Regions from separate parts of the Homo sapiens genome. Here region 1 is linked to region 2. Evidence: chromatin loops called from intact Hi-C (ENCODE). Cell type or tissue: psoas muscle. All regions are shown on one strand. Links, peaks and the distances in the headings refer to the core of each region. The heading gives the core; the rest is flanking DNA.

Region 1 (16,015 bases), core at 5,002-13,001, 49 kb after region 2:
TCTTTGCCCTCCTGCAGAAGCAATCCCTTGCTTTCCATGTATGCCCTGAAACACAGCCTATCATGATTTTGCACACTCTCTCCGTGGACATCCCAGCCCATTCTGCAGGTCTTGCTTCTTTCTCCAGGCCTGGCTCCTTATTCACACCCTGCTTCTAACCCCAACCACTTTTCAGGATATCTTTTTCACTCTTCTTGGGGGTTCCTGCAGCAACCCCCAGCCTCAGTTCTGCTGCTGTCTTTACTGCTCTCAACTTCACTTCTCAACTTCCTGCTTTTTATTCCCACCCTGTTCCTCCAACAACTACAACAGATTGTCTCATTTTCCCAGGGGGTGGGTCATGGGCTCTAAGCTGCTCTTCTGTCTGTCTGAGCTTATGAACACCCCCACAGGTAGAAGTGGGGAGAAACCCTAAATCACTCCTCTCTCCACTTGACATATCAAATAAATGTGTTCAGAAGTCTCTGTTTTGTCACTTCTGCCTGGAGGTGTGGGTATGGGGAATGAGGAATGGGGAGGGAGGGTAACACTAACTTATAGCTATAATTATCCAAGGGATACTTAGCTGTTCCAGCCACCTTCTTTCCAAGAAACCAACTTTTCTATAGAGAAAAGGCAAGTGTCCTGTGTCCTGAAGATTTTAAGGCATTTGACAGGATTTCATTTCCTCCAGTTTCCTCTATGTCCAACCTTGAATTCTTTAAGGTTCCTACAAAGAGTTCCTCCCTCCATCATCAGCAGATATATCCCAGTAGATTAACTGTCTCCTTTTGAAACTTCCTATTTCTTGACTACTCACAGTTTTTATTCAGGGTCTAATTTTCATTTCACCAAGTGTGTTTCTTCTATTTTCTTCTACTTCTGGCCTCTATTTCCCCATCTTTGATTTCTGAGCCACTGTAGGAGAGATGGGGGGAAGCAGTTAATATAATCTCACCTAAGCAAAAATGGCCTGGTGACCACATGATAAAGGGTATGTAGAGTGTGTGTGTGTGCATGTGTGCAAGTGTGTGTGTGTGTGCAAAGTAATCAGAGGAACCCAGTCTGACATATTATACCAACAAGGGTAATTTTCTTAATTCCCCCAACTGGACTTCTCAGTTTGCTAATTTTCTGCATGTATCCTAACTCTTTCTCACTCTAATGGGAGGCAAAGAGACTTGCCCATCCCACTCTCTCTTATTCCCTTCCTCTACTTAGAATAAGTGAACTCAGAAATTTACCCAACAATGTGGCATAGTAAAAAGATAAAAATATTGGGAATCAGAACACCTATGCTTAAACTCTGAATTCCACTTTGCCATCTCTTAGCTATTTAATTTTGGCCATTTTTCTAGCTTCCCTCAGCATCTGTTTCCTTATCCCTAAAATAACAAAATCTAGTTAGTGATTGTGATTGTAAATAAGACATGCACTACAGTACATTGCATAGTTTATGTTCATTAAATGTCAGTATCTTTCTTGCCTTAGCTCCACCACCAATTGCATATGATGTTGGACAAGTCGAATTACTTCTCTGAGCCACAATATCCTCACCTGCAATCTGTGAAATGAAATGGTAGGACAAAATGATCTCTACTCTGTCTGCAATCCTCCCCAATCTTGCATCTAGGCCCATTTTTTTCTTCAAGCCCAGCCCCAAGATTCTGTCCTGCTTTCTAGTGCTTGCCACAGGACTCCCAAAGACGCGCCGAAGCTCTGCGTCTGCCTTTCAGAGGATACGCTTTTTCTCTTTGCAATTGGTTCTGAGAATCCCCACCCTCCTCAATAATTTGCCTATGGCGGAGCAGGAGCCCTCCAGCTCCCGCCCCATCACTGGTGATTGGCATGGGACCTAGCTCGTCCCCGCCCCCACTTGACTGAAGGTTCGGCCCTGGCACCGCCCTGAGTCCCCAGGCGCTAGCTGACTGGGGTGGTTGGGACCGTTAGCTCGGCAGGCTGGCAGGCTCCGGGGCGCTACTCCATTGGCGGCCGGGATGGAGACTATGCGAGCGCAGCGGCTGCAGCCTGGTGTGGGCACCAGCGGGAGGGGCACTCTCCGAGCGCTGCGGCCCGGAGTGACTGGGGCCGCGGCCGCCACCGCCACACCCCCTGCGGGCCCCCCGCCTGCCCCGCCGCCTCCCGCACCGCCCCCGCCGCCGCTGCTCCTGTCTGGGGCCCCAGGACTACCCCTGCCCCCCGGCGCCGCCGGCAGCCCGGCAGTGCTGCGAGAGGCCGTGGAGGCCGTGGTGAGGAGCTTCGCCAAGCACACGCAGGGCTATGGCCGAGGTGAGTCTGCGGGTCTGGCCTCCTGCGCGACACCCTCTGTAAGGGAGCCTTGCTCCCACAGTCCTCCGGATCGCTTTTCCTGGCGTGGAGCCCTCACATGCATTTCCTTTTGGGGAGTTTCCTTCTGGGCTACGCACACGCACAGACGCACACACTCATACACACGTTTAAGCCTCCTACCTCCTCCCCTTTACTGAGTTATTAATATATTCTCCAGGGACTCTTTTTCAGATACAATCCTCTTTTCTTCCTAAGCTTTTCTCCTTTAGAAATGGAATTCCTCCTCCAGCTTAATACCTTAACATCTCTCTGCCTTTGAGAACCAGTCCTCATTGTGTGGGATCCTGTCTTTTATTTCAGATCCAATTTCTCATCCATACCCTCTCAGTCTTTCCTCTGTGATCTCTGCAATTCCTGGACTCACCTGTTAATTTGCTCCAGCCCCTTAACCTTGACTGTTAAATTCTTTACTTACTTACCTTCACTCTGAAATTTCAGTGCAACTTCAGATTTACTGGGGAACTAGGTAGTGCCTTCACAAGTCACTCATAGTAATTGTGTATTTAAATCCGGACCTGTACCACTGAACTCACAGCAGCTTCCTGTGGCTCAGTACCTTACTTTGGTATCTTTTTTAGTATGGAGACTCACAACTCCAGCCTTTCTGTCTGGCTGTGTTTTCCTGGCCCTTGCCCAGGAACTGAGGATAAATCCCAGGCCTTGGCTCTTTCAATGTTAAATTCTGTGGAAATGTGCCAGGTTAGAAACTCTATTTCAGTTAGAAAACTTCGTTAATTTCTGGAAAGAGGGATGTGAGGGTTTTCTTTGTTGTTTTCGTTTAACTAGGGTAGTTTCCTGTCTGAGTTTGAGTTCCAGATTTATAGTGTAAGTAATAAGGAATATATAGTGAAGGGTGTGGAATACAGAATTTAAGCCTGGAATTTACAAGACATCCCTTCTGTCTGCTTGGCCAGGTCCTGCCTGACCTGGAAGTGACTATATCTTTAACTTTCTGTTTAACAATAATACAGAGAAAAGTTACAGGGCTTTTCTGTAGATTTTCTTTTTTTAAGAAAGTTTAGTGAAAAGAGCACACACAGGCTTTGGAGATCTTTGTCACTTACCAGCCAAATCTTTGGGGAAGGGACTTAATTTCACTGAGCTTCAGTTTCTTCAAGGGTTACAATATGGATTGACTGAGACATTGCAAATGACATATAACCTAAAAATGATTATTATCTCAAATTTGTTGGTTCATAGTTCCTTAAGTAGAACATGCTTCACTTTTTCCCACTCTTAAATCCTAATAATGTAAACCCAAAAATTCCTATGAAAACAGATTTTTAGAGCCATTTTGCTATATGTGCCTAATGATTCATTCATCATCAATTTCCCTTTGTTCTTCATACAATTTGAACTCCTATTATAAGACAGGAACTCTGCTAGGTGCTGGGGATACAAATGGATGAATCTGAAACTCATGAGGAAATACTATTTTTCCAATGTAATCCCAAGATTTAACAAGGCTATGTGATGGAACTGCTATTAGCTACTATCCTGCTGCTTCAAGTCTCTAAGTCAAGATCAAGGGAAGGTCTTTGCCTCTGGGCACAGGAGTAGCCTAGAGTGGTCACACTAAATCTGAAGCCTTCCTCTTGGCAACTTACAGGCATTTATTAAAATTATAGAAGAGTACACCCTTTTTCTTGTCTGTGTTACCTGGAGAGCCTCTGCTTTGGCTCCCAAACTGGACATCCTGTAAAAACTTTCATTTCCTTAGCAAGGATGAGGGAACAAGGGGATTGTACTGACAAAGGGCAATTAATCAGGCTTCACACTTCGTGGTGATTTTCTTTCCTATCTCCCCACCTCCCATCGCAGTCTTTCTCATTATTCTTGAGTTTCTCATTTCCAGTCTGAGTGTCCAGCCAGTACTTTAGGAAAGTCTGGCAGATAGTTCAGCTTCAGGCAAGCAGAATCTCTGCCCATTTGGCTCAGAAGTCCTTTACCACATGGAATCACTTATTCTGCTTCAATTCTTAGGCAAAGCTGCCACTGGCATATATTCACATACCCTTGTGACTGATGGCATGTTATTTGGGGGAATGGCTGTATTCCCCTGAATACAATTTACTTTAGCCTCTGCCTAGACAATTCATTCCCTCATCCAGCAATGCTTTACCACATCATCTTCAATTAACATCCTTCATCTTCTTCCTGAATGCTCCAAATCCACCTTTTCCAATCAGTCTTTAGATCTACCTTCACTCATGTGGGCTATCAGTATGTATGTATATATGTATGTATGTATGTATTTACTTATTTATTTTAAAAAGCTTTCCTGTCCTTTATCTGCCTCCCTCACCCACTTACCCAAGATACACACACAGCTCAGTATTCTGTAGGATCTTGATAAGTTTGTAGTGCATGGGATTTGTAATCAGAGGACCTAGCCCTGTCAAATAGTTGGCTGTGTGATCTTGGAGAAGTTGCTTAATCTCTCTATGCTTCATCTGTTCTCTTCATTCATTTACCAAATATTTATTGATCACCAGATGCAGTGGTGGACAAGGCAGATATTTAGTCCCTATCTTGATGGAGCTCACAGTTTACATTACAGAGCATGTATAAAGATTAATGGTGTAGTAAAGCAGGCCAGCCCAATACAAAGAGGGTTGACTTTGGAGCCAAACAAACATTGTTTCTAAATCCTGGTTCTGCCACTTCTGGCCTGTTCCTTAACTTGCTTACTTTTTGTAAAATGGGTATTATAATACTTATCCTGATAGTTTTGTGTGGATTAAATAAGACAACGAATATAAAGCATGCAGCACCTGGTACTCAGTATGGTTGCTACTATTGTGCATTTGGAAATGCTTTGGAAACTGCAAATGATAGGTACTGTTCTGCATTGCCATTTCCTTTGCACCCTTTTTTTCTATGGCATATAGTCTCTTTCTCATGTTTGACATCTGGCAATCTCTAAACTGGCAGGATCGAGTAACTCACTTTCCTTGCTCTGTAATTGCTACATTTCCCTCTTCAAACCTGTTGTTTTGGAAGTATTGCTATCCTTTTATGTTACAATATGGCTGCATGATTGGAGATTTTGCCCTGTTATTTCACTAAGTTGAACAAATGAATCTTGTGTAGTATTTTCTATTTAGTTGTTCCTTTTCCTCAGAATCACAGATAGCTTCTTTTCTGTAAGACTGGAGTTAAATGGGTTGGGCTGAATATTTCCAATTTTTGGAAATGCTGGATTAGTTCCTATATTAGTTTCCTGTGGCTGCTGTAACAAATTATCACAACTTTAGTGGCTTAAACCAACAGAAATTTGTTCTCTCATAGTTCTGGAGGCCAGAAGTCCAAAATCAGTATTACTGGGCCAAAATCAAGGTGTTGGCAGGGCCGTGCTCCCTCCAGAAGCTCTAGGGGAGAATTCATTCCTTGCCTCTTCCAGCTTCTGGTGGCTGCTGACATTGGTTTATTACGTGGTTTATTGCTGTATCACTATAATCTCTGCCTCCGTGACTCCTCCTCTTCATCAAATATGCCTCCTTTTTTTTTTTTTAAGAAATGGAATCTCGCTGTGTTGCCTAGGCTGGACTGCAGTGGTGCAATCATAGCTCACCGCAGCCTGGAACTGCTGGGCTCCAGTGATCCTCCCACCCGCCTCAGCCTCCCAAGTAGCTAGACTACAGGTGCATGTCACCACACCTGGCTGATTTTAAAAAATTTTTTTGTAGAGATGAGATCCCACAGTGTTGCCCAGGCTGATCTTGAACTCCTGGCCTCAAGTGATCATCCTGCTTTGGCCTCCCAAAGTGCTGGAATTATAGGCATGAGTCAGTGTGCCCATCCTGCCTCCCTCTTATAAGGACACTTGTGAATGCACTTAGGGCCCACCTATATAATCTAGGTCATCTCCCCATCTCAGATCATTTAAACTCATCTGCAAAGTCTTTGCCAGATAATGTCACATTCACAGGTTCCAAGGATTAAGACATGGACATTTTGGCAGGTGGCATTATTCAGTCTACCAGAGTCCCCTCCCAAAGTCACTGTTACTTTGCAGTCTCTCCTTCCAAAGAGACTGTGGATCGTGGGCTATTTAGGGGCAGATGTACCTTCTAAACATTGAAATAGGAAATAGATGAACTATTGTTAACTAGCTTCCCTATCTTCCATAATAATGTGAATAGAGTCAGTCTATTCTCGCCATCCTCTATGATCAAGGAGAATCTTTTTACTCACCTCTTAACTTCATTATCTCTTTATTCCTGCTTCCCCACCACAAAGTTGTATTTATTACTTTTTTCTTTTATTTTTGTTAATTACCTTCCTGGCAAGGTTGTATTTATCCTTATGATATAAAATTTTTACTGTAGTTTCATATATTGTTTTAATATTTTTATCCTGGCCAGGCACAATGGCTCATGCCTGTAATCCCAGCATTTTGGAGGCCAGCGCAGGAGGATTGCTTGAACCTTAGGGTTTGAGACCAGCCTGGGCAACATAGTGAGACCCCATCTCTACAAAAAAATTTTTTTGAATTATCCAGGCATGGTGGCATGCATCTTGTAGTCCCAGCCACTCAGGGAGCTGAGGTGGGAGGATCACTTGAACCCAGGAAGTCAAGGCTGCAGTGAGGTGTGATTGTGCCACTGAATTCTAGCTTCAGCGATAGAGCGAGACCTTGCCTCAAAAAAAAAAAATGTTTTAGGTTAGGTGCGGTGACTCACACCTGTAATCCCAGCACTTTGGGAGGCTGAGGTGGGAGGATCATCTGAAGTCAGGAGTTCAAGACCAGCCTGGCCAACATGGCGAAACCCCGTCTCTACTAAAAATACAAAAATTAGCTGGGTGTGGTGGCGTGCGCCTGTAATCCCAGCTACTCGGGAGGCTGAGCAGGAGAATTGCTTGAACCTTGGAGGTGGAGGTTGCCGTGAGCCAAGATCATGCTACTGCACTCCAGCCTGGGCGACAGAGCAAGACTTTGTCTCAAAAAAAAAAAAAAGTTTTTATTTTGGCTGAAAATGATCACTACCTCTCATTCCCATCCTGTCCACTTAGACATTCGTATATTTTATCTCCTAAAGGCAAAAACTAAATTATTCTCTTTTTTGTTATTCAACAGCAGGGTATAAGCACTGAAATATTCCTATCTTGGTCTTTCTTGTGAGAGACTTTGAGAAAACAATTATCAGATGTGTATATCTCAGTTCTTCCTACCCTCCCACCTCACTGTTCTTTAGCCATCCTTATGTAAACCATTATATCCATGGTTCCTCATTGAAAATATGATACAAAATTTGGGTGCTCCACATATACCCATGCACAAATACTCATATGCATACAGACACACACATAATTTTACTTAACAGTTTTAGGAAGCTTGTGAACCTCCATGAAGCTCAGCTGTGGACTGGACCTTGGAGCCTGTGTTAAGATTCCCAAATTGGAAAGAATATTGGCCCCCGGAAATCTAGATTCATGCCCCAACTCTGCCATAGCTATGTGACCTCAAACAAGTCTTCTGTTCTTTCTTAGCCAGCATTGGACTAGATGATCTCTAAAGTTCCTTCCAGCCCTAAAAATGAATAAGTCTAGAAGCATTTTCAAATGCGGATCACAATTAGTTGCTTTTTTCTTGACCACTTTGCCCAATTATCATTTCATACTCACATTTCTAAAATCAAGACTCCCCATGTCCCTTGGCCTTGAGTAATCATTAAAAAATGATTCTCTAGTCTGTGCAAAGGAATGTTTAACTGGATAGAGACTGAACATATGCTTTTTAATAGGACCTTCCCAATTATGGTGGTCTCCTCCTCTTCCTCTTTATTCCAGTATTCTCCCTGTTGTGTGCATGTCAAGAGAGCTGTCACCCAGTGCATTGTGCTAAACTGTCTCAAAGAGGGAACTGGAGCTGAAAAGATCTCACGGAAAGAACAAAGATGGCTGAGCTTTCTGGTCAGTATTGACCTTTGAAGAGCCCTGCCAAAACCAATAGAAGGAAAGAGAGTTTTCTTTTCATGCTGGATCTTTTTTTAAATTTTAATTTTAATTTTTTTTGCCCATGACAGAGCCTCAGGAGGTCCTAATGACATGTGCCCTCATGCTGTCTTTTAATAGAAGAATGAGCATTCTTAAAAGTCAGTTAAATGTAGGTTATTAAAAAGAGTTTATGCTGCTTCTCCAACTCAGGCTAGTACATGGGTGTTTGTTTCAGTCACAGAGCAGGCGAGATAATTTATTATTGGCCACTGATTTCAAATTCCTTGCTTGCTGGGCGCGGTGGCTCACGCCTGTAATCCCGGCAGTTTGGGAGGCCGAGGCAGGTGGATCACCTAAGGTCAGGAGTTTGAGACCAGCCTGACCAATATGGTGAAACCGTGTCTCTACTAAAAATACAAAAATTAGCCAGGCGTGGCGGCATGTGCCTATAATCCCAGCTACTCAAGAGGCTGAGACAGAAGAATTGCTTGAACCTGGGAGGTAGAGGTTGCAGTGAGCCAAGATTGCGCCACTGCACTCCAGCCTGGGAAACAGAGGGAGACTCCAACTCAAAAATAAAATAAATTCCTTGCTTGCAGGAACTGTGAGTTATTCTTTTCATGCTCAATGCTTAGAATGATGCCATGTACCTATTAAGTGCTCAAAGTTTTGCTAACGTGTATATGACAGCCATGAAAATGTGCAGTTCTCATTGCCTGCTGCAGGGAGCATAACTAACAGCCTCAGCCACTGCCCACTCTGGGTCATCCATAACCACATTTGCACCACAAAGTCGCACATTCGCATCCATAACCACATTTGAAGGAACCACGCTTCCTGTAGGCTGCTCCCAGCCAATGACCTAGCACATCAGGGGTATTAACACAGGCAGATCCTGGTGAGATATGGGATTCCTTTGGCATGAGGACTTCTCACTGACTTAGCCAAATCTTTCTTAAAACTGTACTACAGCCGGGCGTGGTGGCTTGCGCCTGTAATCCCAGCACTTTGGGAGGCCGAGGCGGGCGGATCATGAGGTCAGGAGATCAAGATCATCCTGGCTAACACGGTGAAACCCTGTCTCTACTAAAAATACAAAAAATTAGCCGGGCGTGGTGGTAGTCCCAGCTACTCAGGAGGCTGAGGCAGGAGAATGACATGAACCCGGGAGGTGGAGCTTGCAGTGAGCTGAGATCACGCCACTGCACTCCGGTCTGGGCGACAGAGTGAGAATCTGTTTAGAAAAAAAACAACAACAACAACAACAACAACAAAAACTGTACTACAGTCTGAGATTGTCATATCTAGACCTCCTTCTTTCCCTCTCTTCCACAGGCATGAGATCTTTGCTGTGCTCAGAAGGCTCTCCCTGTTGTCTCCTACTTCCTCCCTGATAAATCTCTTGCAATTGTCTATCCCATCTTGGTGTCTTCTTGGCAGATCTGAACTAAGGAAATATGAAAGAACGAATGAGACTTTGTTGCGATTAAGAGTAGAAGAGGAGAGGCCAGACGTGGTGGCTCACGCCTGTAATCCCAGCACTTTGGGGGGCCAAGGTGGAGGAGGAGCACTTTGGGAGGCCGCTTGAGCTCAGGAGTTTGAGACCAGCCTGGGCAATGTAGTGAAACTCTGTCTCTACAAAAATTACAAAAATTAGACGGGCGTGGTGGCATGCACCTGTGGTCCCAGCTACTCAGAGGCTAAGGTTGGAGGATCGCCTGGGCCTGGGAGGTGGAGGTTGCAGTGAGCTGAGATCGCTCCACTGCACTCCAGCCTGGGCAACAGAGTGAGATTCTGTCTCAAAAAAAAAAAAAAAAGGAGAGTGGTCAGTATGTTGCAAGATATTTCAGAGCACCTGGGATAATTTATTATTATGAGGCTTTAGCTAAAACTATTTGAAATGTTTGGAACCCTAGAGCCAATGTGATCCTTTCTAAAAGCAAACTGATCTCATCCCTCCTTTTTTTTTTAATTAGTTATTTTTCCTTGGAGCTGAGTTAGAAAGACTCCCTTCTTTTTAAAGTCCTCCAATTGCTTCCTATTGCTCTAGGATAAAGCCAATACTCTAACATGGCCTAAAAGGCCCTACTTGGTCTGGTCCCTGCCTCCTCTTGCAACCTCATCTTGCATTACACTTCCCCTCCCTCACTCTTTCATAGCCATATGGTCTTAATTCCCTTTATTCATCATGTTCCCTGCCGTCATGAGCCTTTGAACATGCTGTTCCTTACGCACAGAACACTGTCCTCTCACCTCTTGCCTAGTGAATTCCTAGTCATACCTAAACTTAGATATTGCCTCCTCAGGGTAGCTTTCTTTGACCTTCTTAACTAGGTCAGATACGCCGACATCTATCACTCCTTTATAGAACTTGATCACAGCTGCAATTTTACATTTGTTTGAGATTTGGTTAATATCTCTTTCCCTCTTTACACTGTAGGCTACATAAGGAAAACGTAGGGATGAGAGGAAGTTTTCTAGAATACAATGTCAGGTCTGGAGTTTGATTTTAGCCTACCTACAACTAATAAATTAGCCATTTACTGTTTCATGGGTGCTGGCAGAAGTCAAGAGACTTTGAGATTTAGAGACAAAGGAATTTATTATTCATAGCACAGCAAGTAGCATGAGCATCATGTTTATATTAGTTCTCCTTGCCTCCTCCCAAGTCCAATGCAGAGGACTCAGGTGGATACTTGCATAGGCCATGGGTTGCTTCACAACAGAGGAACACTTATAGAACCCACAGCTTGGGGAACTTGCCATTTTACAACAAGCTGAAGCAAGCAAGTTCTTTATCTGAGTGAAGGTAGTACCTCATCCCTCAATATTTCTTGCTGCAAGCACAGTCCTGAAAAATAGCCCAAGTAAAGAGCAGTCAGGGATTTGCAATCTTGGTGTACCTAGCAAGATGTGAAGGAGCATGAGAGACCGACCCATGGAGGAGTGCTTCTTTTTAAAGTCCTCCAATTGCTTCCCATTGCATTGCTTCGCATCTCACCATATGGCTCCTCCAAAAACATTTATACCCAGGTAAAGCCTCAAAAGAGTTTTCTCTCCCACCCCCATGCCCTGGCTTCTCTCACTCGTAGTATGTACATAGTATTCTGGGTTGGAAAAGGAATCTGGCAATGGATGTGCTCACTAGAAGCACAGGCTCGAGAATGGTTATTAGGGCTATATTTCCTTGAGCCAGCAGTATTGCATAAAAGAATATTCATTGGAACCAAGACTACTTGAGTTTGAATACTCAAACTGCTACTTTCTCCTGGCATAACCTTGGGCAAGTTATTTAACTTCTCTGTACCTCATTTCCCTCATCTGTAAAATATGGATAGTAAAAATATCTGCTTCATAAAGTTGCTGTGATTAAACACGTAAAGCAGTTACAGAAATGGGTGACATACAGTTCAATACATGTTAGCACTTATTGTGGTGGTTATTATCATCCTGGGCCAGCTAACCAACTGTGGAATAATCTGCTTGTATTTCATCAGGCAGTGATAATGGTCTGCTGACATTGGGAACTCTGCCTTCAATATTTAAGTTATTCTAGGACTAAGTTAAAATGTGAACTATTCAGATTGGAGGTGGGAGTGAAAAAAAAATTTAAATAAAATAAAATGTGAACCAGAAAAGTGGTGGAGGAGGGCAGGCCTACTCTGGTCTTTCTAGGCAAATTAACTTAATCACAGTCTAGGTTTATTAACTTAAATGCTTTTCAATGGCGATAGGTAGGGAGCTAAGGGGCAGACTCTTAATGTAGGTACAGGTTACAGGTACTGTATTGAAGTATAGCACCACGTGGAGGTGTTCTCATTCATTGCTGAACTTAAGTACTTCTCTTTTGTAGTGAATGTGGTGGAGGCACTTCAGGAATTCTGGCAGATGAAGCAGTCCCGTGGTGCTGACTTAAAGAATGGGGCTCTAGTGGTTTATGAGATGGTTCCCTCCAACAGCCCTCCTTATGTCTGCTATGTCACCCTGCCTGGGGGAAGCTGCTTTGGGAGTTTCCAGGTAAGAGTTGTGAGGTGGCAGTAGCAAAGGTAAATGCTTAGATGTTAGTAACGGCTTTCTCCACCACTTTGGCCATTAAACTGCCTGAAATCATATATTTGAGGACCTAAAGCAATTCTGGGGAAATTATTCTGGCAAGCATCTGAGGCCAATTTGACCATAGTAGAACCTCAGTAGCATGCTTTCCTTTCAAAAACTCAAACCCATTTTGAATTTGAGCAGTTATGAATATCCCCTTGCTCAGTATATCCGACTACCAGCATCCAACCCATGTTCCAATCTGGCTTCAGTTATTGCATTCCAACTTTCTTCCATCTCTTATTGAGGATATAGAACAATATTCCTTGCCTCCAGTACTTTTTCGTAGGCAATTACTAAAGAAAGCAATGTTGGAGTTCTCTAAGAGGTCAAATCGGAGGGACTATGTATGCTGGAAACAGTACTCATCTAAGAGTTAGGAGATCCAAATTTACATTCTTCTGAATATCAATGGGGCAAATCTCTGGGCCTCACTTTTCCCATCTATAACATGAAGGAGATAGGTTAGATTATTTCTAAAGTCTTTTCTACTACTAACATTCTACAATTATGTGAAATACCTATGATGATGAAAAGAATGGTTGCCATTATGAGGTAGTAGTGAAAAATTATGGACTAGTACGAATATTCTCATCAAAGATGGATTTTTTACATTGCAGACAGGGAGGCAGCCTTCTGAAATGTCAACTTAAAAGTCTCAAATGGAATTTAGAGAAAATAATAAACACCTTTGTTCTGTTTTCCATATGGTTTGTGAAACCCTTAGACAAGGTTAAAGGCCCTACTGTGTGTCTGCATAGCACCTTGAACTTCCCCTATCATATCACTTATTACAACATATCATAATTGTTTGTCTCTCCTAGTGGACTATGTTCCATAGAGGCAAAGATTGTGTTTGTCTTCTTTCTCGTTAAATCCCTACCACCCATCTTAGTGCCTAGCAGATAGTAGGCAAATAATACGTCTGTTGCATGAATGAGTGCCATTGCAGCTTAGTTTCTGCCTCAAACAGAAGCAGTCCTAAGGAAGCTTCATTTCAAATCAGGTGATGAAATTTTTTCCCTTAGAACTTCAGTCATTTCAGGCCGGGCACAGTGACTCACACCTGTAATCCCAGCACTCTGGGAGGCCGAGGCGGGTGGATCACAAGGTCAGGAGTTTGAGACCAGCCTGACCAACATGGTGAAACCCCGTCTCTACTAAAAATACAAAAATTAGCTGGGCATGGTGGTGCACGCCTGTAATCCCAGCTACTTAGGAGGCTGAGGCAGGAGAATTGCTTGAACTCTGGAGGCGGAGATTGCAGTGATCTGAGATTGCACCACGGCACTCTAGCCTGGGCAACAGAGTGAGACTCTGGCTCAAAAAAAAAAAAAAAAGAACTTCAGTCATTTCAGAGAAATAACTATATACCCAAGATGACAAATGTTTATGCTTTCACTTGTTTTTTTTTGTTTTTTTGTTTTTTTGTTTTTTGAGATGGAGTCTTGCTCTGTCACCCAGGCTGGAGTGCAGTGGTATGATCTTGGCTCACTGCAACCTCCGCCTCCTGGGCTCAAGTGATTCTCCTGCCTCACCTTCCCCAGTAGCTAGGACTAGAGGCGCATGCCACCACGCCTAGCTAATTTTTTTTTTTTTTTTTTTTTTGGTATTTTTAGTAGAGACAGGGTTTCACCATGTTAGCCAGGATGGTCTCAATCTCCTGACCTTGTAATCCACCCGCCTTGGCCTCCCAAAGTGCTGGGATTACAGGTGTGAGCCACTGCGCCCAGCCTGTGCTTTCACTTCTAAGAGAATAAGATCTTTCCTTCTTCTTTTTTTTTTTTTTTTTGAGATAGAGTCTCGCTCTGTTGCCCAGGCTGGAGTGCAACAGCCCGATCTCAGCTCACTGCAACCTCTGCCTCCCGGGTTGAAGCGATTCTCCCTGCCTCAGCCTCCCAAGTAGCTGGGAGTACAGGCACCTGCCACCACGCTCAGCTAATTTTTTGTATTTTTAGTAGAGATGGGGTTTCGCCATGTTGGCCAGGCTGGTCTCGAACTCCTGACCTCAAGCAATCCGCCCACCTCGGCCTCCCAAGGTGCTGGAATTACAGGCGTGAGCCACCGTGCCTGGCTGATCTTTCCTTCTTCTTCCCACCTCATTACATTGTTGAATGACTTGAAAATTTTATGACAATGCCCATAACTGAAACATTATAGTAATTTGATTTCTGTTATTTTTGGAAAGAGGAGAATTGTCTTTCTTGGCCTTTTAGCCTAAACTTTTTTTTTTTTTTTTTGAGACAGAGTCTTGCTCTGTCGCCCAGGCTGGAGTGCAGTGGTGTGATCTTGACTCACTGTAACCTCCACCTCCCAGGTTCAAGCAGTTCTCCCTGCCTCTGCCTCCGGCCACCACACCCAGCTAATTTTTGTATTTTTGTATTATTTCACCATGTTGGCCAGGCTGGTCTTGAACTCCTGACCTCAGGTGATCTGCCTGCCTCAGCTTCCCAAAGTGCTGGGATTACAGGTATGAGCCACTTCACCCAGCTTTTTTTTTTTTTTCTTTCTTGAGACAGGGCCTCACTCTTGTCACCCAGACTGAAGTACAGTGGCACAATAATGGCTCACTGCAGCCTTAACTTCATGGGCTCAAGTGATCCTCCCACCTCAGCCTCCTGAATAGCTGGGGCCGCAGGCATATGCCACCATGCCTGGCTAATTTTTGTATTTTTGGTAGATATGGAGTTTTGCCATGTTTCCTAGGCTGGTCACAAACTCCTGAGCTCAAGCAATCCTTTCACCTCAGCCTTCCAAAGTGCTGGGATTACAGGTGTGAGCCACCTCGCCCAGCCAGGGGCAGGGTGCAATAACTGAAGCTAGATTAGAACATGGGCTGGGTGTTGATAGTCCGATATACTGAGCAAGGGCATATCCATAACTGCTCAAATTCAAGATGGGTTTGAGTTTATACCTCTTTATCCACTTTGGCAGGTGAAATTTCTCCCTCTGGTTTTCTTCACAGATGACTTTTTAAGCAACAGCACTATAGAGCAGGCCAGCAAGCTAGTAACAGACAAATAGAAACAGACAAATTGAAGCACTGGGAAGACTTAGGACTTACTTACCAAGCCTCATATGCTGTCTCAGAGAGCCTGTCAGTTAATAGAAATTAGGAATTATTGATATTAGGGATGCTTAAGTACTAAACACATCCTGGTCTACTTATTTATTGTTTTTTTAAGACAGAGTTGTGCTCTGTTGCCCAGGCTGGAGTGCAGTGGCACAATCATAGCTCACTGCACCCTTGACTCCTAGGCTCAAGTGATCCTTCCACCTCAACCTCCTGACTAGCTGGGACCACAGGTGTGCACCACAACCATGCCCAGCTAATTTTTAAATTTTTTGTAGAGTTGGCATCTCACTATGTTGCCCAGGCTGGTCTCAAACTCCTGGCCTCAAGTGATCCTCCTGCCTTAGCCTCCCAAAGTGCTGGGATTACAGGCATGAGCCACCATGCCCAACCCCTGGTCTACTTTTTATTTTAAGTTTTCTTTTAGAGACAGAGTCTCACTCTGTCACCCAGGCTGCAGTGTAGTGGTGTGATCATAACTCACTGCAGCCTGGAACTCCTGGCTCAAGTGATCCTTCTGCCTCAGCCTCCTGAGTAGCTGGGACTACAGGCACGTGTCACCATGCCTGGCTAATTTTT
Region 2 (16,015 bases), core at 7,488-15,487:
CAGCAAAACCCTGTCTCTACAAAATATATAAAAATTAGCTGGGCATGGTGGTATGTGCCTGTAGTCCCAGATACTTGGGAGGCTAAGGCAGGAGGTACACCTGAGCCCAGAAAGTCAAGGCTGCAGTGAGCCATGATCATGCCACTGCACTCTGGCCTGGGTGATAGAGTGAGATCCTGTCTCAAAAACAAGGGGGCGGGGGCCGGGTGTGGTGGTTCATGCTTATAATCCCAGCCCTTTGAGAGGCCAAGTGGGGGGAAGATCACTTGGGCCAGGAGTTCAAGACCAGCTGGCCTACATGGTGAAACCTCATCTCTACTAAAAATACAAAAATTAGCCAGACGTGGTGGTGTGGGCCTGTAATCCCAGCTATTTGGGTAGCTGAGGCAGGAGAATTGCTTGAAGCTAGGAGGTGGAGGTTGCAGTGAGCCGAGATCGCACCACTGCACTCCAGCCTGGGGCTGAGATTGCCCCACTGCACTCCAGCCTGGGTGACGGAGTGAGATCCTGTCTCAACAAAAAAAAAAAAAAAGAAAGAAAAAGAAAAAGGGGCTTGGGCTTGAGGACTGCTGTTTTTTGTAAAATCATTTAATATCATGTGATTTTTAACTACATGTTACATTACATTGATTAAAAAGAGGAGCATTTGGCTGGGCGCAGTGGCTCATGCCTGTAATCCTAGCACTTTGGGAGGCTGAGGTGGGAGGATCACCTGAGGTCACGAGTTCAAGATCAGCCCGGTAAACATGGTGAAACCCCGTCCCTACTAAAAATACAAAAATTAGCTGGGCATGGTGGTGCATGCCTGTAATCCCAGCTACTTGGGAGGCTGAGGCAGGAGAATCGCTTGAACCCAGGAGTCCGAGGTTGCAGTGAGCTGAGATTGTGCCACTGCAGTCCAGCCTGGAGACACAGTGAGACTCCCTCTCAAAAGAAAACCCAAAAAACAAAAAGAGGAGCATTTCTGGGCAGGTGCAGTGGCTCACGCCTATAATCCCAGCATTTTGGGAGGCCAAGGCGGGTGGATCACTTGAAGTCTGAAGTTTGAGAGCAGCCGCGGACATGGCAAAACCTGACTCTACTGAAAATACAAAAATTAGCCGGGTGTGGTGGCTGGCACCTATAATCCCAGCGGCTTGAGAGACTTAAGCAGGAGAATCACTTGAACCGGGGAGGCGGAGATTGCAGTGAGCCAACATCATGCCACTGCACTCCAGCCTGGGCAACAGAGTGAGACTTCATTCCCCACCCTCAAAAAAAAAAGGGAGCATTTCCACCTTGGCCTGAGCTTTTTCCCCTTAACTTTGTGGCCATCTCAACCACTTCTCAGATCAAACAAACACCTCCCTCCCTACTATACTCCACCCTATGTACTTCATGGCAAGTTCCTTCCCACATTTCTTCTCAAGGAAACAGATAGTAGCCATGGCCCAGTAATTATAGTTTTCAAAATCAGTGCCAGGAAACCATACCAGCACTAAGGAAGGGAAAGAAGACATAAAACTAGGAAATAAAAGGCCTTCCTCAATTTTTCTGTGTACTCCCAAACCAAATTACTAATCATTTTTCCAACAATTAACAGAAGAAATAAGTTACATATGTTTCCTCAGATAAAAGTTATATAAGTGGAGGGTGGGCTTTGAGAAACTGAAAAAGAAAAACCAGGAAGAATAACTAGATTCTACCTCCAATACAGGGCGATTTTGGAATCATTCTTTGCTATTGGTTCAAAGAACTAATTTTTTTTTTTTTTTTTGAGACAGGTTCTCACTTCATCACCCAGGCTGGAGTGCAGTGGCTCAATATTAGCTCACTGCAGCCTTGACCTCCTAGATTCAAGCAATCCTCCTGTCTCAGCCCCCTAAGTAGCTGAGACTACTGTGCTAGCCACCACTCCCATCTAATTTTTTGTTTTTTGTATTTTTTTGTATAGATGGGTTTTCGCCATGTTGCCCAAGCTGGTCTCGAACTCCTGGGTTCAAGCAACCCACCTACCTTGGCCTCCCAAAATGCAATGATTACAGCCTTGAGCCACCACACCTGGCACAGAACCAACATTTTTAATATTAAGCGTTTCACATAGTCAGTCTTTGATACAACACTTCTACCTTTGAGAAACTAAGTCATATTTTCAAAAAAGTAGGCTGGCTGGGAGCGGTGTCTCATGCCTGTAATCCCAGCACTTTGGGAGGCCAAGGTAGGAGGACTGCTTGAGCCCGGGAGTTTGATACCAGCCTGGGCAACATGGTGAGACCCCCGTCTCTACAAAAAAAATAAAAATTAGCTGGCTGTTGTGGCATGTGCCTATAGTTCCAGCTACCTGGGAGGCCGAGGTGGGAGGATCAGTTGAGCCCAGGAGGTTGGGGCTGCAGTGAGCTATGATCGCACTACTGCACTCCAACCTGGGTGACAGAGCAAGACCCTGTCTCAATAAAAGAATTAAAAATAAATTAAAGGCCAGGCGCAGTGGCCCATACGTGTAATCCCAGCACTTTGGGAGGCTGAGGTGGGCGAATTGCTTCAGCTCAAGAGTTCAAGACCAGCCTGGGCAATATGGCAAAACCCCTTCTCTACGAAAAATACAAAAAATTAGCCGGGAGTGGTGGTGTGTGCCTGTGGTCCCAGCTACTCGGGAGGCTAAGTTGGAAGGATTGCTTGAGCCCAGGAGGTCAGGAGGTCGAGGCTGCAGTGAGCTGAGATTGCACCACTGCACTCCAGCCTGGGTAACAGAGTGAAATACTGTCTCAAAAAATAAATAGGTAAAAATTTAAAAATTAATTAATTAAAAATGAAAAATAAATGTAGAAATCAGAGAAAGCTTTACAAAGGAGATGACTTTTTTTTTTTTTTTTTTTTTGAGACAGAGTCTTGCTCTATCACCCAGGCTGGAGTGCAGTAGCACAATCTTGGCTCACTGCAACCTCTGCCTTCCGGGTTCAAGTGATTCTCCTGCCTCAGCCTCCCGAGTAGCTGGGATTACAGGCACCCACAATCATGCCCGGCTAATTTTTGTATTTTCAGTTGAGACGAGGTTTCACCATGTTGGCCAGGTTGGTCTTGAACTCCTGACCTCAGGTGATCTGCCCGCCTCAGCCTCCCAAAGTGCTGGAATTACAGGTGTGAGCCACCACACTTGGACAATCTTGGACTTAAAAAAAATCTTTTTTTTAAGGCTCAGGGACTCACTAGGAATTTTGTCCTAGCTGTGTGATCATAGGCAAGTCATTTGAGTTCTCTGAATCACAATATTCTCTTCTGCAAAATGTCTTCCTGCTTACCTGGTGAGAATCAAATGTTTGTGCAACTGCGTTATAATGCATATATATAGATATATAGATGACAAAATATAATTAACAAAGAAAGTACTGGCCGGGCATGGTGGCTCACACCTGTAATCCCAGCACTTTGGGAGGCCAAGGTGGGCAGATCACCCGAGGTCAGGAGTTCAAGACCAGCCTGACCAACATGGAGAAACCCTGTCTCTACTAAAAATACAAAATAAGCCAGGCGTGGCGGCGCATGCCTGTAATCCCAGCTACTTGGGAGGCTGAGGCAGGAGAATCGCTTGAACCTGGGAGGTGGAGGTTGCGGTGAGCCGAGATCGCCCCATTGCACTCCAGCCTGGACGACAAGAGCAAAACTCCATCTCAAAAAAAAGAAAGTACTGATCTGGCACAGTGGCTCATGCCTGTCATCCCAACACTTTGGAAGGTCGAGGTAGGAGGATCACTAGAGCCCAAGAGTTAGAGACCAGACTGGGCAACATAGCAAGACCCCCATATCTACAAAAAACTTAAAATTAACTAGGCATGGTGGTAGTCCCAGTTCCTCAGGAGGCTGAGGCCGAGGGTTGCTTGAGCCCAAGAGTCAGAGACTGCAGTGAACTGATCGCACGACAGCACTCCAGCCTGGGCAAGAGAGAGGCCCATCTCTTAAAAAAATTAATTCATTTTTTCAAAAGGCATTGATGGATCTAGAAAAATAAATAAATGTTTTAAAATTTTTTCTTAGAAAAGAAAGTATTATTAATTGTCAGTCTGGATAAAAAAATAGAAACTTGTTTTAATGTAGAATTTCTTTCCCTCAGTCATGAACACCACATTTCCTTCATTTGTTCCTTCTCATAATCAAAAATCATCTTTGCCACTCAGGGGAGTGATCTGGGCTGTTTTGGCTCTCAGAAAAGCTTTTATTTGTTTGAGACAATTCTTGGACTAAGAATTTTGACAGTATATTAAACTGCCCACTAGGTGGCAGAGCTGAGTCAACTGTATTTCTGAATTGTGTAAGAAATAATTTCTCAGAAAAGGGGAAGTTGGGTTGAGCACACAATGTCCCATCTCCCTCATACTTATAAACACCAACGCAGTCCAATTTTCTTCTCACAGAAAAACAAACCACCACCTCTCGCCTCCTTACCGTCCCTGCTCTGATACATATTTGGGCCACAGGCTTTGAGGAGGGACAAATATGATACAGTTTAGCATAAGAAACTGAGGTTGAGGTGTCAAGTCTAATAGTAATAAGAAATAATACTAGGATCTGAATTACTGGTATATTCTATCCAGAGACATAACCCAATCTATCAATTCAATCAATCTATCTCTATATGTATGTGTGTGTCTGTGTGTGTGTGTGTGTGTGTGTGTGTGTATATATATATATATATATATATTTTTTTTTTTTTTTTTTTTTTGACATGGCAATTCAAGCCATCCTCCCACCTCAGCCTTCCGAGGAGCTGGGACTACAGGCGTGCACCATCACACACAGCTAATTTTTTTTATTTTTAGTAGAGACAGGGTTTCCCCATGTTGCCCAGGCTGGTCTCGAAGTTGTGAGCTCAAGTGATCCGCCTGCCTCAGCCTCCCAAAATGCTGGGATTACAGGCGTGAGCCACTGCACCTGGCCTCAATTTATATTTAATAATACATTTATTCTGTGAAGTGTACTCTAATAGATGCTAGGAAGAATACAAAGATAAAAAAGGGCAGAGTTTCTATTCTCTAGGAATTTAGGAGAGAAAAGGCACTTTACGTGTTAGTGCTATGTAAGAAATATGAATGTGCTATGGAGTATTCCAAAGAGAATGAAAAAATATTTGATTGTAAGGTAAAAGATGAGGGGATTGGCTGGGCATGGTGGCTCATACCTATAATCCCAGCACTTTGAGAAGCTGAGGCGGGTGGATCGCTTGAGCTCAGGAGTTCAAGACCAGCCTAGGCTACATGGTGAAACCCTGTCTCTACAAGTTTTTTTTTCTTTTCTTTCTTTTTTAAGTTAGCCGGGTGTGGTTGCATGCCCCTGTAGTCCCAGCTACTCGGGAGGCTGAGGTGGGAGGATTGTTTGAACCTGGGAGATCGAGGCTACAGTGAGCCATGATAGCACCACTGTACTCCAGCCTGGGTAACAGAGTGAGACTCTATCTAAAAAAAAAAAAAAAGTTGAGGGGATTGGGAAGCAAGAAATGTTTTTGGTTTTGCTTTGTTGCTTTGAGATAGAGTCTCACCCTGTCACCCAGGCTGGAGTGCAGCAGCATGATCTCAGCTCACTGCAACCTCCACCTCCGGGGTTCAAGCAATTCTCCTGCTTCAGCCTCCCGAGTAGCTGGGATTACAGGCACCTGCCAACCATGTCCTGCTAATTTTTGTATTTTTAGTAGAGATGGGGTTTCACCGTGTTGGCCAGGCTGGTCTCAAACTCCTGACCTCAGGTGATCCACCCACCTCGGCCTCTCAAAGTGCTGGGATTACAGGCGTGAGCCACTGCGCCCAGCCAAGAAAGGTTTAATAGAGGAAAAATTATTTGGCTGTCTACAGAAGAGTGGGTAAAATTTCAAAAAGCAGAGATGGGGAAGGACAGGCACACTAGGTACAAGGAAAAATGTAAGCAGGGACATAAAGACAGAGAAGGATATATTAAGGGAACACTGAGTGCTCAGTTTTGGCTGAAGCATAGGGTACATGTATGAGGAAATAGTGGGAAATGAATGAGAAAATTTGGTTGAGGACATTTCGTGAAGGCTTAAATGCCAGGTTGAAGCATTTAAACGTGATTCAGTAAGCAATACATTTTGCATTATTATAGGAACACACAGGAACTCAATTCTGTGAGATTAATCTAGTGATGTTCTATAGATTACAGCAGGAAAATCAGTTAAAATCTATTAAAGTAATCTAGGCAAAAGTAACAAAAACATGAACCAGAATGGTGGCAGTAGAATAAGAAACAGGAGACAGGTGCTAGAAACACTAGAAAGATGGCTCTATAGAATTCAGCAGTTGACTGGATGTGGGGCATGACAGAGAGGAAGGAATTAAAGGCAATCCCTGGATTTTAAGCCTTTATAACTTGGGGAATATATAATGGTTCTATTAAAACAAACAAGGGGGCTGGAGGCAGTGGCTCATATCTATGATACTAGCACTTTGGGAGGCCAAGGTGGAATGATCCCTTGAGCCCAGGAGTTTGAGACCAGCCTAGGCAACAAAATGAGATCCCATCTGTACCAAAAATTAAAGAATTAGCTGGGCATGGTGGCATATGCCTGTGGTCCTAGCTACTTGGGAGGCTGAGGCAGGAGGATCCCTTGAGAGCGGGAGTTCAAGATTGCAGTATGCTATGATCCCTGATCCCACCAGTGCAATCCAACCTGTGTGACAGAGCGAGACCTTGTCTCAAAAAGAAAGAAAGAAAAAGAGGGGAAAAAAAAAGGCCGGGCGCGGTGGCTCACGCCTGTAATCCCAGCACTTTGGGAGGCCGAGGCGGGCGGATCACCTAGGTCAGGAGTTTGAAACCAGCCTCAACATGGAGAAACCCAGTCTCTACTAAAAATACAAAATTAGCCGGGCGTGGTGCTGCATGCCTGTAATCCCAGCTACTTGGGAGGCTGAGGCAGGAGAATTGCTTGAACCTGGGAGGTGGAGGTTGCGGTGAGCTGAGATCACGCCATTGCACTCCAACCTGGGCAACAAGAGCGAAACTCCGTCTCAAAAAAAAAAACAAGGCAAAGAAATGGGTTTGACCACCAGGGAAAGATTATGAATTCATTACTAGACAAGCTGAATTTGAGATAACAGCTGGAACTTTGGAGACAGGCTAAAGGTATAGCATAGATTTAAAGTCATTTACACAGAGTGATGTACAGACAGTCAAACTGAAAAGTGAAACTTCAAGAAAGAAAAGGAGAGGGCCCAGGACAAGCCCTTAAGAAGAATTTTCAGGGAGTAGAAAAAAAAAGAATTGTTAGCAAAGGAGAAAAGGATGAAGTCCAAAAGTCAAGATTTAAGTGTTTAAAATTTTAAAACATGGCAGTTTCCAAATCATATAGAAGTCAAAAGGAATAAAGCCTATAAAAAGTACTCTGACTGGCCGGGCGCAGTGGCTAATGCCTGTAATTCCAGCACTCTGGGAGGCCAAGGCAGGTGGATCGCCTGAGGTCAGGAGTTCCAGACCAGCCTGGCCAGCATGGTGAAACCCCATCTCTACTGAAAATACAAAAATTAGCCGGGCGTGGTGGCACGTGCCTGTAATCCCAGCTACTCAGGAAGCTGAGGCAGGAGAATTGCTTGAAGCCAGGAGGCGGAAGTTGCAGTGAGCCAAGATCGCGCCATTGCGCTCCAGCCTGGGCAACAGAGTGAGACCCTGTCTCAAAAAAAAAAAACACCCTACGTTGATTTTGCCAGGTATGGTGGCTCATGCCTGTAATCCCAGCACTTCGGGAGGTCGAGGTGGGCGGATCACTTGAGGTAAGGAGCTTAAGACGAGCCTGACCAACATGACGAAACCCGGTATCTATTAAAAATCAAAAATTAGCTGGGCGTGGTAGCACATGTCTGTAATCCCAGCTACTTGGGAGGCTGAGGCAGGAGAATTGCATGAACCCAGGAGGCAGAGGTTGCAGTGAGCCAAGATCGCACCAATGCACTCCAGCCTGGGTGACAGAGCAAGACTCCATTTCAAAAAAAAGGAAAAGAAAAGAAAAACTACTCCAATTTCCGCTGGAGACCTTGAAGAAAATAGTTTCAGAGAGACCAGAAGGCAGACTACAAAGGGACAAGTTCAGTCCACAGAAAAAGCTGATACAGATTATTCTCTTAAGAAATTTGACAGTAAAAGAAGAATACCGCCTGGGCACAGTGGCTCACGACTGTAATCTCAACACTTTGGGAGGCCAAAGTGGGTGGATCATTTAAGGCTAGGAGTTCGAGACCGGCTTGGCCAACATGGTGAAACCCCATCTCTACTAAAAATACAAAAATTAGTCGGGCTTGGTGATGGGCACCTGTAAACCCAGCTACTCGGGAGGCTGAGGCAGAAGAATCGCTTAAACCCAGGAGGCGGAGGCTGCAGTGAGCCGAGATCGAGCCACTGCACTCCAGCCTGGGTGACAGACTGAGACTGTCTCAAAAAAAAAATACTGTAATAACATGAGAAGGGAAATAAGATATTTTTATCACATATAAAGGCAACTTTAAGAACTATGGCCCAGCACAGTGGCTCACGCCTGTAATCCCAGCACTTTGGGAGGCCAAGGTGGGTGGATCACTTGAGGTCAGGCGTTCAAGACCAGCCTGGCCAATGCCTGTAATCCCAACTACTCTGGAGGCAGAGGAGAATCGTTTGAACCTGGGAGGCAGAGGTTGCAGTGAGCCAAGATCGTGCCATTGCACTCCAGCCTGAGTGAGACTCTATATAAAAAATAAATAGATAAAGCTGGGCATGGTGGCTCAAACCTGTAATCCCAGCATTTTGGGAGGCCAAGGCAGGTGGATCACCTGAGGTCAGAAGTTCAAGACCAGCCTGGCCAAAAAGGTGAAACCCCACCTCTACTAAAAATACAAAAAATTAGCTGGGCATGGTGGTGGGTGCCTATAATCCCAGCTACTAGGGAGGCTGAGACAGGTGAATCACTTGAACCTGGGAGGTGGAGGTTGCAGCGAGCCGAGATCACGCCACCGCACTCCAGCCTGGGTGACAGAGTAAGACCTTGTCTCAAAAGTAAATAGATAAGTAAATAAAGCTAATTACAAAAAAAAGAAAAGAAAAAGAACTACCTTTAGGAAGTTATTGTAAGGGCCTTCAGAAAAGAAAAAAAACTTTTTTAGGTTTTTTTTTTGTAGACGGAGTTTTGCTCTTGTTGCCCAGGCTGGAGTGCAATCTTGACTCACTGCAACCTCCACCTCCCAGGTTCAAGCTATTCTCTTGCCTCAGCCTCCTGAGTAACTGGGATTACAGGCATGCGCCACCACACCTGGCTAATTTTGTATTATTAGTAGAGACGGGGTTACTCCTTGTTGGTCAGGCTGGTCTCAAACTCCTGACCTCAGTTGATCTGCCTGCCTCGACCTCCCAAAATGCTGGGATTACAGGCGTGAGCCACCACGCCCAGCCAAAAAGAACTATCTTAAATGAGCCTACAATACCTCCAAACAAGTTAATTCAGCCCCTCTCCCCATCTTGCCATGACATTGGACAATACTGAGATCTCTATCCTTTGCTTATCATGGTAGAAAAATTGATCTCAGTAAACACGAAATGTGGGCCTCCAGATGAGATATTTTTAAAAGTTAAAACTAAATTAACAAACAAGATTGGACATGGTGGCTCATATCTATAATTCCAGCACTTTGGGAGGCCAAGGTGGGTGGATAGCTTGAGCCCAGGTGTTCCAGACCAGCCCAGGCAACATGGCAAGACTCCATCTCTACCAAAATATATGAAAATTAGCCCGGCATGTGCCTGTAGTCCCAGCTGACTCAAGAGGCCAAGGTGGAAGGATCACCTCAGCCCTGGAGGTTGAGGTTACAGTGAGACATGGTCATGTCACTGCACTCCAGCCTGGTGATGAAGTAAGACCCTTTCTCAAAAAAAAAAATTAGCTGAGTATGGTGTGTGTTCCTAGTAGTTCCCGCTACTGAGCTATGCTTGTGCCACTGTACTCCAGTCTGGGCAACAACAAAATAAACAAATAGATAATAAAGAGAATCCTGGGTTTGGAGAGTGGCTCCACCAGATACTAGCTTATGTCCCAGGTCAAGTCACTTAACCAAAATAAGAACTGGTTTTAAAAAAATAAAAGACTGCTACAGTCCCATTTAACTCTAAAATTCTCTGAGTCTTGCCCTGAATCCTTTATTAGACTATTGTGAGAATCAAACAAGATACTGTGTATCAAAGCACTGAGAGCCAAGACAACACATTTTTATAGTACATACTTTTAGACAGACATGGGCGGGTTCAAGATCTTGCTCTACTTACAAAATCTGTGACCTCAGGCAAATTACTTCACTTCTGAGCCTGACTGAACCAACACCGAGTCACAAGGTTATTGAGAGAATTAAATGAAACAATCTAACCTCAAATACTTTCTTTTTTTTTTTTTTTGAGACGGAGTCTCGCTCTGTCGCCCAGGCGGGAGTGCAGTGGCGCAATCTCGGCTCACTGCAAACTCCGCCTCCCGGGTTCACGCCATTCTCCTGCCTCAGCCTCCCGAGTAACTGGAACTACAGGCGCCCACCATCACGCCCGGCTAATTTTTTTTGTATTTTTAGTAGAGACGGGGTTTCACCGTGTTAGCCAGGATGGTCTCGATCTCCTGACCTCGTGATCCGCCCGCCTCGGCCTCCCAAAGTGCTGGGATTACAAGCGTGAGCCACCGCGCCCGGCCAACCTCAAATACTTTCTAGAACAACATGACAGATGACAGATAATTATCACTGACATAATTATATAAAAGACTTGGTTCATTATAGGTGCTCAATAAATGGCAATTACTTAAAAAGTCACTTGGAACTCTAACATGCTATACAATTCTTTTTTTTTTTTTGAGATGGAGTCTCACTTTGTCGCCCAGGCTGGAGTGCAGTGGCGAGATCTCGGCTCACTGCAAGCTCCACCTCCCAGGTTCACGCCATTCTCCTGCCTCAGCCTCCCGAGTAGCTGGGACTATAGGCGCCTGCCACCACACCCGGCTAATTTTTTGTATTTTTAGTAGAGACGGGGTTTCACTGTGTTAGCCAGGATGGTCTCAATCTCCTGACCTCGTGATTTGCCTGCCTCAGCCTCCCAAAGTGCTGGGATTACAGGCGTGAGCCACCGCGCCCAGCCTTTTTTTTTTTTTTTAAAGAGAGATGGGGTCTCACTACAATGCCCAGGGTGATCTTCTTGAATTCCTGGCCTCAAGTGATCTTCCCATTTCAGCCTCCCAAAGTGCTGGGATTACAGGCATGAGCCACCACACCTGGCTTACAATTGTTAATTTATTCTTATTGATCTATGACTTGGGGCAGTCTTCAAACTCTTAATTTGCCTCTAAATTCCTTAGGGAAAAAATTGAAAGGGAAAAGGGTGCCTATAATCCCAGCACTTTGGGAGGCCGAGGTAGGCGGACTGCTTGAGCAGGAGTTTGAGACCAGCCTGGCCAACATGGTGAAACCCCATCTCTACCAAAAATACAAAAATTACCTAGGCGTGGTGGAGCACATCTGTAGTCCCAGCTACTCGGGAGGCTGAGGTGGGAGAATCACTTGAGCCTGGGATGCGGAGGTTTCAGTGAGCCAAGTGACACTGCATTCCAACCTGGTTGAGAGTGAGACCCTATGTGGAAAAAAAAAGAGAGAGAGAAAGGAAAATGGGTAAGGGTAAAAGGGAAGTTTACAGAGTAGAGGTGAGAGAAGTGATTAAAAGGACCAAGAAAGGGCTTTGTTCTGCATTAAGAACTATGAGTCTTCATGTTCTAAATGTTTGTCAGGCCAGAGGTTAAAGAAAAGAGAAATGCAATCAGTGTCTTGTCTCTGACTGGCAACAAAGTGCTGAGGGCACTTCCCTCCCTGAAACTGCTGGCTTTATTCTGTCACCTGCAGTAAAGCAAACAAACAACAATCACCACTTGGTTTCCTGTTGGCACTGGGACTGAAGAGGGTAGAGAAGGGGCAGATAAAGATGATCCAACTTGCAAAACTCTTTGACTGTGCCCTACTTTGCTGTTCCTCCTTGGCCCACCCCTTTTCCCAAACCTCACAAGTGTTTTTATACCCTGATTTTAGGACAAGAGTTTACAAAATTTCTTTCTTCTTAGACCCAAGAACTGGGAAAGGAGAATCGGGGCAGGTTTTTATCAGAATACCAGGTTACAAGGTGAAAGGTCGTAAACAACCGTGTCCAGGAGGACTCCACTTCAGAACATGCCTTGGCTACAGGCCTGGTAGGCAGCAGCTGCTGCCAAAGCTAAATAATTTTTTGGCATTTAAAGGAACCCAGGCATAACACAGAGCAACGTAGTCTGTAGTGAGCTCTGCAAATGGGAAGATACAAGGAAACCAGAGCCCAGAAGAGAAACTTAGAACGAGAGAATTGTCATAGGATTTTTTAAAACTCAGCAATTCAGTACTTCAGAGATGTGCCCACATAAATATCAAATAAATTGAAAGGGAAAAGGGTGCCTATAATCCCAGCACTTTGGGAGGCCAGGTAGGCGGACTGCTTGAGCAGGAGTTTGAGACCAGCCTGGCCAACATGGTGAAACCCCATCTCTACCAAAAATACAAAAATTACCTAGGCGTGGTGGAGCACATCTGTAGTCCCGGCTACTCGGGAGGCTGAGGTGGGAGAATCACTTGAGCCTGGGATGTGGAGGTTTCAGTGAGCCAAGTGACACTGCATTCCAACCTGGTTGAGAGTTGGATGTCTTAAGATGTCCCATATTACCACCACCCTGATCCATCACTAGCCACCATCTTTCCTATTCCCTCAAAATGTATGTAGTTAAGATTTAACAATATTTAACAATATTGACTATGTAGTTAACAATATTGATTCATATATTTGTCAGCATTTTGATGTTTGATAGTTACACTTTCATACCCATCAAACTAAACGTTCTCCCAGAAGCCACAATTTTGAACTTTTAAAATTACTTCAGTCAGGCCAGGCACGGTGGCTCACGCCTGTAATCCCAGCACTTTGGGAGGCCAAGGCGGGTGGATCACCTGAGGTCAGGAGGAGTTCAAGACCATCTTGGGCAACATGGTGAAACCCCATCTCTACTAAAAATACAAAAATTAGCTGGGCGTGGTGATGCATGCCTGTAATGCCAGGTACTCAGGAGGCTGAGGCGGAGAATCGCTCTAACCCAGGAGGCAGAGGTTGCAGTGAGCTGGGGTCAGGCCACTGCACTCCAGCCTAGGCAACAGAGCAAGATTCCACCTTAAAAAAAAAATTACTTCAGTCAGAGTTCCACCTCCTCTGCTCCCAGTAACTCAATCAATATTGTTAACCAACTGAAAACACCTCAAGCCTAGCTGGTTAAGTTTCTAGAACAGGGTGCCGCCTCAAACACACCCTAAGGATCAACATGTTCCTGGGGTTTAATGCATGTGTGTGTTTTCGAAGAGACTCATGATGCCTATTCTTGAGCTTGCTTAATATTGGGGTTGAGTTGTAACTCTCGTTAGCCTTAGAGTGTCAATCCAGCTAGGCTGTCTGAGGAAGGAAGAAGGCTCTTTAACAGCAATGAATATTGTTTTTTTTTTGCTGATTGGGTAGGGTTTCAATATACTTGAATGCTTCTTAATTACCTCCCCATCTCAATCTTGGGACATTATCTTCCTCTTTCCAGCACAAGGAATTAAATAATAATCTTCTGATACCCCAGCACAGATATAGGAAGGGTCTATGAATCAAATAAAAGGAGGAAGAATCCCTGCACTTTTGCATACAGGTTTTTCCTATTACATTTAAGAGTAAGTTCTCAGTACTCAGCTCCTAAAGCATCTCACAGCCAGCAGGGGAAAATCCATCTGACAGCTGGCCAAACGAAACCAACAAAGAATGAAGAGAGAGGGTAGGGTCTCTTCTGGCTTGAATTTATAGTGCTCTGTTGACCGATCTTTCTTCTCTTTTCCTTCTTACTGTTTTCTAAACCGTTTAGGGAAAAACCTTTGAAAATAGTTTTTAAAATTGTTCCTTCAAACAGGTGTGTGGCCATCTCTCCACTGAAAATTTGGATATAAACAAGAGGACTTTCTCACTTTTAACCAGATTTATGGATGTACATTTGATTTAGTGAGTTGGAAGAGGGGATGGAGACAAGAAAGAGTGAACATAACTGGAAAAAAGTGAAAAGAGTGAAGCATCCTTTTTTTCCCGCTTTTCCTTTTCCTCCAGAAGCAGGTAGGAAGTGGGAGATAATGAGCGCCTGGACACACCTCACTAAAGAGGTAATGAGGTAAATGGGGAACACAGACAAAGTGTTCCCCAACTTTGCAGGTAGAAATTGAAGAGATGACAGGATAAGCAACAGGATGTAAACACGCCCCTCCTATTTCCGTTCCACAGAACAGAGAGAACAGAAGAGAGGGTACAAGCTGGGGGTGGGTGACGAACAGCACAGGCACGCAGCCCCCAGCCCTAGCCCCAAGGGATTGGAACGGGAAGGAGAAGACATCGGTCCTACACACACAATGAGGCCTGAAAGTTCTCCTTTCCCTCAGAGACGGTGGTGTTTTTTATACTTAATAGGGATGCGGGGCAAGAGAAGGACAAAGGGCTGTTCCTGAACAGTAACACCAAGCATTCTGCGCTCCACAGCCCCAAACCTGAAAGTATTCTTGGAGCTATGGGATTTTCACACACTTGCTATTTATGAGCCAGGAATAACGACAGGCTCTAAAGTAACTGCACTGGCTAAGACTAGGCATGAAATTCCCTCATAAGCACATTTTCCTTTTACCTCAAAACACCGCTCTCAGACCAGAAACGTCCACACCCGCCCTCCGATGGCCTGTCGCCCTGGCTAGGTTTTAGGGTCAGTGGGATCCTCCTTCCACTGGACCCGGGAGAAGACGCTCAACAGCCCCCTCCTTCCCCTCCTTCCTCTCCTTCCTCTCCTTCCCCCCTCCCTGCGCCGCTCCAGAGCGCAACAACCATTTTCCCAGCCAGGAGCACACCGTGTCCACGCGCCACAGCGATCTCACTGATTGGTCGGGCTCCTGGTAAACAAGGACCGGGCAGCCAATGGGAGGGATGTGCACGAGGGCAGCACGAGCCTCCGGGCCAGCGCTCGCGTGGCTCTTCTGGCCCGGGCTACTATATAGAGACGTTTCCGCCTCCTGCTTGAAACTAACCCCTCTTTTTCTCCAAAGGAGTGCTTGTGGAGATCGGATCTTTTCTCCAGCAATTGGGGGAAAGAAGGCTTTTTCTCTGAATTAGCTTAGTGTAACCAGCGGCGTATATTTTTTAGGCGCCTTTTCGAAAACCTAGTAGTTAATATTCATTTGTTTAAATCTTATTTTATTTTTAAGCTCAAACTGCTTAAGAATACCTTAATTCCTTAAAGTGAAATAATTTTTTGCAAAGGGGTTTCCTCGATTTGGAGCTTTTTTTTTCTTCCACCGTCATTTCTAACTCTTAAAACCAACTCAGTTCCATCATGGTGATGTTCAAGAAGATCAAGTCTTTTGAGGTGGTCTTTAACGACCCTGAAAAGGTGTACGGCAGTGGCGAGAAGGTGGCTGGCCGGGTGATAGTGGAGGTGTGTGAAGTTACTCGTGTCAAAGCCGTTAGGATCCTGGCTTGCGGAGTGGCTAAAGTGCTTTGGATGCAGGGATCCCAGCAGTGCAAACAGACTTCGGAGTACCTGCGCTATGAAGACACGCTTCTTCTGGAAGACCAGCCAACAGGTAAGCGGCCCAATTCATTGTTGGAGGGTGAAAGCTGATTAGAGAAGAGAATTGAATACACAAAACCTGTACGAAATGTTTTAAGTTGCTCAGTTTGAGTGGTTTGAATTACGTGTTGTTGCTTCCTTTTTTCTGTTTTAATTTGCAGACATTCTCCTCCCCCCCCAAAAAAAAGGGTGATTTGTACAATTTTTTATGGTGCTGTGTCCTAAAGGGGATCCTGAGGGGCGTTGCCTCGGGTAGTTAAAGTCTTATGTGTGCATAAGTTGCTTATTCTTTGTCTACTTCCTATTTGAGATGTTAGTAGAGAACTGTCCTGGGTGAATCTTTCAGTA

The links. Peaks named below come from ENCODE experiments on the same cell type or tissue, not always from the same donor. Only the 100,000 strongest peaks of a DNase experiment are listed, where the experiment ranks them.
Region 1: it touches region 2 in a loop (3-fold over the local background); 5 of 110 quality-filtered maps call a loop at or near these places.

What each region holds. Positions count from the first base shown.
Region 1 is chr1:145,943,889-145,959,903 of GRCh38, reverse strand. LIX1L (limb and CNS expressed 1 like) reads left to right here and starts at 1,887. Exons shown (of 6, transcript NM_153713.3): 1 at 1,887-2,268; 2 at 12,122-12,285. The coding sequence starts at 1,977. It overlaps ANKRD34A (ankyrin repeat domain 34A), which reads left to right. Exons shown (of 4, transcript NM_001039888.4): 4 at 1-463. RefSeq lists silencers at 1,833-1,922, 1,953-2,232. In psoas muscle, for the core only: no CTCF peak of the experiment used is centred there; a DNase peak (open chromatin) is centred at 9,317; H3K4me3 peaks cover 1,084 bases; H3K27ac peaks cover 7,353 bases.
Region 2 is chr1:145,995,682-146,011,696 of GRCh38, reverse strand. TXNIP (thioredoxin interacting protein) reads left to right here and starts at 15,118. Exons shown (of 8, transcript NM_006472.6): 1 at 15,118-15,680. The coding sequence starts at 15,431. RefSeq lists a silencer at 9,260-9,467. In psoas muscle, for the core only: no CTCF peak of the experiment used is centred there; DNase peaks (open chromatin) are centred at 12,196, 13,083, 14,406 and 14,976; H3K4me3 peaks cover 4,374 bases; H3K27ac peaks cover 6,783 bases.